Regions from separate parts of the Homo sapiens genome. Here region 2 is linked to region 1. Evidence: chromatin contacts called from ENCODE Hi-C or POLR2A ChIA-PET data. All regions are on one chromosome and are shown on one strand. Each heading gives the region's core, a stretch centred on a gene start or an enhancer-like site at or near the end of the contact. The rest is flanking DNA. Distances are from core to core; before and after follow the strand shown. Region 1 holds the start of DUSP7 (dual specificity phosphatase 7). Region 2 holds the start of SFMBT1 (Scm like with four mbt domains 1).

Region 1 (4,450 bases), core at 457-2,956:
GCCAGCCGAGAGGCCTGTCCTCAGACCACGTCCTCCCAGCCGGATGGATTCATAGACGGATTGGGCTCAGTCCACACTAGCACTCTCCTACACTGGGAGACCCAAGGCCCAGAGGGAAGAACCATACTAAGGTCACAGGACACACCTGCAAGTGGCAGGACAGAATCTGGGTCTTGGCATCTTGGGCCCTGGAAGCTCTTTCCACAGGCCCAGGACCCCCAGGACAACCTTGGGCGGAGAGTTGCTTCTCCTTTCACACTCTGAGAATGTGACTGTGGGAGAGACCCCTGCTCCTTTGGGATACAGCCCTGTGGCCCAGGATGAAACTCTTCCGAAAGACTATCCCTCGCTTGAAAGACAGGCGGGGACTGCTCCTGAGTCACCCCTTTTCGTGCCTTCTGGTCAGAGGTTAGCGGAAAGCTCAAATCCTCGGGGTTCCAGAGGCCGTCCCTCAAGCACCACCGCTCCCCCAGTCAGGGATGGGGGCAAGGTGTCTCAGAGCCGACCAGCCTCGGGCGGAGTCGGGGGGTTAAGCCCCAAGGAGGGGCACCCCGCCAGGCAAAAGAATGGACCAGATAGACGGCAGGGTCCAGCCTCAAGCTGCCACCCTGGCTCCGTAGGGAAAGCACTGCAGGTCCTACGCAAGCGCGCCGCCTGCGTCTAGCCGCTTTGTTCTAGCGCTACCTGCGGGTCCATTCACCTCCGCTGCCCCGCCTGCCTGCAAATCGACACACAGGGCGGGCGGAGGCCCCGCCCACTTCCCCGCCCTGGGTGGAAACCGCGGCGGGCCCCGCCTCCCTCCGCCACCGCCTCTTTCGGCCAGGATTGGCCATCTGCATGGCAGGCGCCCGCCTACCGCGGAAGTTGATTGGTCCGTTGAGAGGGAGGCAGGGGAAGGAAAGCTGATTATAAAGGAGCATTCCCCTCCCACCGGCCCCGTGGAAAAAGTCACGTGGCGCTTCACTGGGCGCCTGTCACCACCCCGCTTGTAAAGCTTTCTTAAAGGGCTCGCGATCCCTTCCCAAAGCTGGTCCTTTCTAGGATTTCTCCACACCTGCCCACGGAAGGTGGCACGGCCCTGAGTCTTCCTACCCCGCCAGTTGCCCAGGTCCTGATTTCCCATCAGGCCTGCTGGCGTGAGACGCTCTCCCTCAGGTCTGGAGCCTGTGACCGTCAGGGGAACGATGAGGTCCTCTGAAACGGTGACCGCCTAGCACAGTGCCTGGCACGTAGTAGGCGTTCAGTTCTCATTTGTTGAATGAACTCGATGACAGAAAAAATGAATGGGATGACAGGCGGGAGGAGGAGAGGTTGCTCAGCTTGACCATCCCCCCCACCACGCCCCGTCCCAGGAAAACTATGCTGTTGTGAATGTGGGGTGGGGGTGCCAGGCATAGGACGCCCCCAGGGCCTCTCTTCCCGCAGTGTCCAGAAGAGCTTGGGAGCACGCGCAGAGTGAACCCATGAGGGCGTCTAGGCCGGGGTCCCTAGGCGGATCGTAGTCAGCTCCGAGCTAGTCCAGGGGGCAACGGTGCGGAGGCGGTGGGGGAGGGCCCCGCCGCTGGTCTCCCGGGCTCGGGTCGCGAGCGCGCCCGCATACCCCGTGGGGAGGGGCGGTGGAGGCGCTGCGCCTTTAAGCCCGGGCGCCGGCCCCCGCGGCCCCGCCCCCCGGAGAACGCCTCGGCGCGCGGCCGCCGGAGCCGCCGTTTAATTGGGGCTGTCAGGCCGCGGTGCGCGCGGAGGGCCGGGCGGGCGGGCGGGACGGAGGCCGGGAGGCCGGGAGGCCGGGGCGGCGGGCGCGCAGCTCGGCGGGAGGCGGGCGCCCGGAGACGCGGCTGGGGCCCGCGCGGCCGGGGCGCCGTCCCAGGGCAGGGCTGCCCGGCCCCGGCCCCGGGCCGCCCGCGCTCCCCATGAAAAACCAGCTCCGCGGCCCCCCAGCGCGGGCGCACATGTCGACTTCGGGGGCGGCGGCGGCTGGGGGCACCCGGGCGGGGTCCGAGCCCGGTGCGGGGTCGGGGTCCGGCGCAGGCACCGGGGCGGGCGCGGCGACGGGGGCAGGGGCCATGCCCTGCAAGAGCGCCGAGTGGCTGCAGGAGGAGCTGGAGGCGCGCGGCGGCGCGTCCTTGCTGCTGCTCGACTGCCGGCCGCACGAGCTCTTCGAGTCGTCGCACATCGAGACGGCCATCAACCTGGCCATCCCGGGCCTCATGTTGCGCCGCCTGCGCAAGGGCAACCTGCCCATCCGCTCCATCATCCCCAACCACGCCGACAAGGAGCGCTTCGCCACGCGCTGCAAGGCGGCCACCGTGCTGCTCTACGACGAGGCCACGGCCGAGTGGCAGCCCGAGCCCGGCGCTCCCGCCTCCGTGCTCGGCCTGCTCCTACAGAAGCTGCGCGACGACGGCTGCCAGGCCTACTACCTCCAAGGTGAGGGCGGCACCGAGACGCCTTACGGGATCGGGGCCCCCCCGCGACTCCCTGACGCCCCCCTTGGAGGCGCTTTCCTCTCCACGCGCTCGGCCTGCCCCTCTGGGCGCCACGTCGTCCCCGGCCCGCATCCGCCCTCCTGGAGCCGGGTCCCCACTGTGTGGTTTGGCAGGCGCGGGGCTCCCTCTGCGCCCCCTTTCTCGGCACGATTCGAGTGGGTGGAACAAACTTTCCCCTGCCTGGGGTTTCCTTTTTTTTCCTGTTGATGGGGCGACAGTAGTGCCTGGGCTCCAGTGGAGCCCCTCAGAGGTGGAAGGCGCCGCCTCCCAGAACCCTAAAAGCGGCAGGGCGCCCAAGTCCAGCCTAGAATTCGTGTTTCTGGAAGGCCAGGATCAGGAAGGGCACCTTTCATAGCACCATCCTCACCTCCAGCGCATGGAGACCATTTGGGTTGGGGTCTCCTGGATCCGGGAATTGCTTCTTCCACCGGAGAATTGCCGCCTCTAGGAGGCGCTTGGGGCAGGGTATGGGCAGGCTCCATTGCCCTGGCCCGGGTCTCTCGGGACCCCCAGGTCCCTAGCCTGCTGCCCCGGAGCTTGCAGAAGGGAGAGGTAGCACCGGGGGGCGAGTGGCTGAGGCCGGTGTTTCCAATTAACATTCCAAAATGGCCTCTTGCTGGCAGCGGGGCGGGCGGGAGGGGAGGGGAGGCCTGCGGCACCCTCGGGCGCAGGGCCCATGCCTCGCTGCAAGGGGCTCCCCATTTCTCCTGTCCCTGTATCGCCCCAGTGGCCCTCCCCCGCTGCAGGTCCAAGGCTGGGGGTGGGGCTTGTGTTCTAAGGGAGGGTTCTAGAGAAGTGGAGCCAGGACCCCCTTCAAAAACCTGCCCCTGCTGGGGGAAGGGGCCAGCCAGTACCTTCCCACTACCCTCCCCAGCTGTAGTTTCGGGGCTGGGCAACCACTAGACTCCCGTTCAGGAAGCCCAGGACCTCTCTGCCTCTAACTGAGCCAGATGTGGCTCTGGCACCTGTGGTCTCATCTATAAGAGGAGTTTGCCAACCCAGAGGTGCTGGCTAAGATGGGGTTGTCTGCTTTTCTTTACCACTTAGCTGTTACTGAACACCCATGGGTGCTAGGTGTGCGTGGGAGCTGCAGAAGAGGAATTAGCTGGGGCCTGTCCTCAAGTGCCCTAAAGCTGGTGCCATGGCTGGGGGCCCCGAAGTGTTATGGGTACCAGTTTGGAGTCCAGGCACGTCACTTCACCTTCTGGGGCCTCAGTTTCCTTATCTGTGAAGTGGTCATGGTTTAGATGGAGAGAACACGAGAGAGGGCACACGTGTAACATGCTTGGCATGGCCCATGCTGACCGTGGGTGCTGTGGTGTTTGGCGTGCAGAGTCCTGGCCATCTCTGGTCTTGTGCAGCCCATCTGGGCTCTCACCAGCCTCTCACCCAGGCCCTGTCTCACCCTGGACACAGGTGGTTTCAACAAGTTTCAAACAGAGTACTCTGAGCACTGCGAGACCAACGTGGACAGCTCTTCCTCGCCGAGCAGCTCGCCACCCACCTCAGTGCTGGGCCTGGGGGGCCTGCGCATCAGCTCTGACTGCTCCGACGGCGAGTCGGACCGAGAGCTGCCCAGCAGTGCCACCGAGTCAGACGGCAGCCCTGTGCCATCCAGCCAACCAGCCTTCCCTGTCCAGATCCTGCCCTACCTCTACCTCGGCTGCGCCAAGGACTCCACCAACCTGGACGTGCTCGGCAAGTATGGCATCAAGTATATCCTCAATGTCACACCCAACCTACCCAACGCCTTCGAGCACGGCGGCGAGTTCACCTACAAGCAGATCCCCATCTCTGACCACTGGAGCCAGAACCTCTCCCAGTTCTTCCCTGAGGCCATCAGCTTCATTGGTAGGTGCTGTGTGCTGGGCAGGGGGGTGTGGGTGCATCAAGGTGTATGCAGGACTCTGGGTGGCGCCCCCGCCTGACTGGGTACCTCTGGGCCTGTTGAGACCTGTGTGTGC
Region 2 (4,068 bases), core at 708-3,207, 990 kb before region 1:
CTAGCAGAAAAAAGACTATCAGATGGGCAGCAGAAAGCTCACTTTGTCAGCACTGAAGCAATTAAAACATTAGAATGACACACTGAACATTAGAATAAAACAAGAAAGAACAACAGGCTAGAAAATATTTGCATCAATGACGACAAAGAAGTAATATCTGTAACATAAAAAAATGCTTGTTCAAAGTTAGAAGAGGTTCAAGTCCCCAGAAGATGGATATGAATAGATTATTCACAGGAGAGGGAATGCATATAGTAAATGCATGGAAAAACATTCATTTTTGAATGTTGTGTCACCTAAGAAATGCTAAGTAACCTTGAACTAGCAATAGACTATTAAAGTAGGGGGGAAATGGCACTCAATGTTTATAAGTGTGTTAAACTCCTTACACTTGTTCCTTGGAGGCGGTAGAATAATTGGGGCAGCTCTTGGGAAAAATATGACGCTGTAAGCCAAGACCACTTGGCCATTCATAGCCTTCTACCTGGGAGCCTTTCCACTCCCAGGTATTTGTCCCAAGTGCAGAATTCAAGGATACGTTAGCAAACAACCGTAAAGAACCAAAAACATTAGGGGGCTGAGTGAATAGTTAAGGACACCTGCACACCTTAAAAATGAATCGTGAACAAATAAAAATGGTAGTGAAAGTAGTAACAAAAAAAGTGTGGTTGCAACTATACACAGTATATATATGTTTCATGTCGTGAAAAGTTGCATTTCTTTGTAACAATATGGATTACTGTATTCTTTTTAGATTTTTCTTTCTCCGGTTGTCATATTGTTTTTTCAGTGGTGCTAAAAAAAATCTGGATTCAAATCCAGCCAGCAGCGTGACTTTGAGCAAGTTTGTGAAGTGGGATATTTCTCAGAGCGGTTGAGGGAGGTGGCTTGAGCTCGCACCTGGCACACGGTGAGAACCCCAGACTTTCTTCTTGCTGTGGGGGCGCCTCTGGGCCCTGTCCGATAACGCCTTTCACGGCCTGGGAGTCTGATCGGGAGCTCCCGGGTCTCGGTGGCGCGGGAACTCCCTTCTGGAGGGAACTTTCCGGAGCAGGTGGGCGGGTGTATGTCCCACGGGCACCTGCGCTCAGGAGGAGGGGGCGAGCTCGGGCAACGTAACCGCCCACGGTCACCTCGGGCTGCGGGGCCGACTTGAAGCCGCCTTCGAGGTTCTGATCCTTCCCGGGGCTCTGGGCTCGTTCGTCCCAATTCGCAGCTGTCCTGTGCCCCCTCGCTGCAGGAAGACTCAAGATTTACAGGGCGCCTCCTGCGGAAGCCTAGAGACATCGGGGGCGCCGAAGGGCCCGCGCCGGACTTCGCAGACAGGGGGCACTTGGGTGCCCTTTCAGGTCTCAGAGGGAGCGCCCGATCCCCGACGAGGGGCAGGCAAACGGGCGCAGTGCCCGCGGCGGCGGCACGCGCGCATCTGGGATCCGGCCGCTTCTCCGCTCATGCCATCTTGTCCGAGCCAGTCACGTGCGGGCGACAGCGGCGCGCTTCGCCGGGCCGGTACTCCAGGTCCGACCCGCGAACCCCTCTGGGATCCCCGCCGCTCTGTCTACAACCCGAGGTGAGGCGCAGGCTGGATCGGGGCTGGGCCAGGGCGGGCACTGGGTTCCCGGGGACGCGTCTCCTCTTCCGGGCCGTTCCGCTCGGGGCCACAGCGCCGTCGGGGGCCCGAGGCGCCGCCGCGTGTCCTGCGCCACGGCCTCGGGGCCGTCCGCGCCGAGTTGCTGGCTGGGGGCGTGGGTGGCCCGCGGCGCCGGACCCCCGGCACACCAGCCCGCGGAGTCCTTGCCTCCCGCGCGGCCCCAGCCAGGAGGGATGGCGCTGGGGCGGGAGCGGGGCAGCCGGGCCCGGGAGCTCCACGGGCGCGGCGCGAGGGGCGCAGGCTGCCTGGAGGACCGCGGAGCTGGGGGTGGGGGGGCGCGGGCGCATGCGCCCTGCGTCCGTGCCATATTGGAATGAGTCGGAGCGCGGAGCGCCGCCGCCGCCTCCGCCGGAGCGCGGGTGGAGGGGGGCGGGGAGAGCTGCCGGCCGCCCCGCTCCGCCGAACCCAGCAGGAAGGAGGGCGCGAGCGGGCGAGCGCGGGCAGCACGGGAGGAAAAAGCTTCCGCGCGGGGGAGCGAAAAGACGGAAAGAAAGAAAGAAAACGAGCGCGAGAGGGGGAAAAGCGAGCGATCGAGCGAGCGCGCGCGCGAAAACTCCGGGCAGGTAAAAAAGCGGGGCCACCGGCTGGGCCTTCCCGCGCGGCGGCCTGGAGGGGCGGCGGCGGCGCCGGGGCGGGGGACCGTACGGCGTCCCCTTCGAAGCGGCCGCGCAACTTTGCCAACGGGAAACCGCCGGGCGCCGGCGGGCGCGCGGGCTGAGGCGCCAACGGGCGGCGGCGGCGGCACGTTGGGGGCGGGGGCGGGGCGGGGGGAGCGCGGCGCCCGCGCGCGGCCCCGCGGTCCCGCGCGCCGGCCGGCCGGCTGCAGGGGCGCGCCTGGGCGCCTCGCCGCGGCGGAGAGCGGCGGCGGCCGTCAGCCCCTGGCAGGCAGCGCGGCGCGCGTCAGCCCGCGGGAGGCGTGAAAGGAAAGTGGCCGGGCGGCGGCAGTGGCGGGCGCCCAAGTTCCCCGGCGCGCCGGGCCCGCCGCGCGCCCCTCCCCGCGCGCGCCCCGCGCTCCGCCCGCCGAGCCCCCGCGGACCCGCCCCCCGGGCTCGCTCCGGGCGGGGCGCGAACCCGCAGCTGGGGCCGGGCGCGCGGCCGGTCGGAACTTCGGAGGGCCCGGGCGGTCGCTGCGCGGTGGCGGAGCGTCTAGTGGCCGCCGCAACCGGTGGCTCCGGGCCGCCGTTGTGAAGTGAGCGGGCCTCTCCCGCGCCGCGGCCCGCCGGGCACCGCCGCTGGACCCCGCGCCGACCCGGCAGCGCCCCGACCTGCCGCTCGGGAGGTCCGCGACCGTTTCGATTTCTGTTCCTAAAGTCCGATTTTGGACGCTGAAAAGGAGGCTGTGGAGGGGCGAGCGGCGTCCTGGGAAGCAAGGCCTGCTCTGTGCGGAGCAGAAACGCCTTGTGCGAACAGAAATAAATTCCCGCGGAAAGGATGTACGTTATGCTAAGTTTTTCACAAGATGTCAGCTGTTCCCGTAGGGTCTAAAACTAAGCCGGCAGGCACAGGTCACCCCCAGAGCTTGTGCTCAAGGAGTGGTGGACGCTTGGGTCAGGTGGGGGTGTTCCCAGCGGGTCGCCCGAAGCAGCACTGGTTGATGGTCCCAAGTGGTGTTTTTGAGTCCTGTTAGCAGTGATCTGTGTTTGAGAACCAAGTAACCATCAAAGAGATTCGAAAGGAAGTAAGATGGATTTTGTCAATCCCTGCGTATGTCTTCTCTTGAACCACATTTTCTAAGATGTCATTCTTAATTTTATTGCATCTGGGTAAAATGCCTGAACGTGTAATCATTAATTTGTCAACTGGCGAGAGGATGAAGGAAGATGTGTCTTCATGTGTACACTTTGAGGCCTGTTGACTAGCGTTTTGAGGCATTTGTTGAATTAGGCCGTAGGTAGATTCGGAGTTAAGATTTGTTTGCGATGTCAGAAAAGTTACGGCCTGGTAGAAACGGCCAGAGATCAGGAAACAGTTCTGTTATTACCGTTGTCATTGACTAACTGCCTTATCTTGGGCACATTTCTTACCCATTGTAGCTTTGATTTTCCTTATTTGCAACATTAAGATAAACAGATGATGTTTGGGGGTGCTTTCAGTTCGAAAATTCGGTGGCTTTCTTAACTGAAAGATTCTTAGAAATCACAGTGTATATTTTGAGAGGTACTACATAAAAGTGCTCGCAATGTGTGTCTTTATTAAAATTCATTTGGAAAAAACATCTTGGTAGCTAGATCCAGAATGGTTTTATATGATTATTTGAATAGATTTTTAACAATGTATTTTTATGGAGGTATGTATAACCTACCGAAAGATCTTAAGGGTACAATTCAATGACTTTTTATATATGTATATGCCCTGATAACCACACTCAGATCAAGATATGGAACATTTTCAGGCCTTGTATCCTTTCCATTCAGTAA

Evidence for each region. A loop is a pair of places that touch in the nucleus more often than their neighbours do. ChIA-PET counts read pairs that join two places held with the same protein, here RNA polymerase II (POLR2A). Pooled maps may share reads with other maps.
Region 2: a loop to region 1 is called in a map of naive thymus-derived CD4-positive, alpha-beta T cell, with 31 times the contacts of the local background. The contact joins the promoter of SFMBT1 here to the promoter of DUSP7 in region 1. A Hi-C loop is called at or near these places in 2 of 168 maps with a recorded cell type or tissue (both naive thymus-derived CD4-positive, alpha-beta T cell), 1 of 37 single-sample maps with no recorded cell type and 8 of 50 pooled maps. POLR2A ChIA-PET finds 5 or more read pairs at or near these places in 1 of 52 experiments (BJ).

What each region holds. Positions count from the first base shown.
Region 1 is chr3:52,053,827-52,058,276 of GRCh38, reverse strand. DUSP7 (dual specificity phosphatase 7) reads left to right here and starts at 1,706. Exons shown (of 3, transcript NM_001947.4): 1 at 1,706-2,427; 2 at 3,903-4,337. The coding sequence starts at 1,911. RefSeq lists silencers at 646-1,005, 1,406-1,785, 1,986-2,045, 2,366-2,415, 3,126-3,195.
Region 2 is chr3:53,043,962-53,048,029 of GRCh38, reverse strand. SFMBT1 (Scm like with four mbt domains 1) reads left to right here and starts at 1,957. Exons shown (of 21, transcript NM_016329.4): 1 at 1,957-2,214. RefSeq lists enhancers at 640-1,139, 1,140-1,641 and silencers at 1,629-1,738, 1,789-2,108, 2,209-2,268, 2,629-2,918.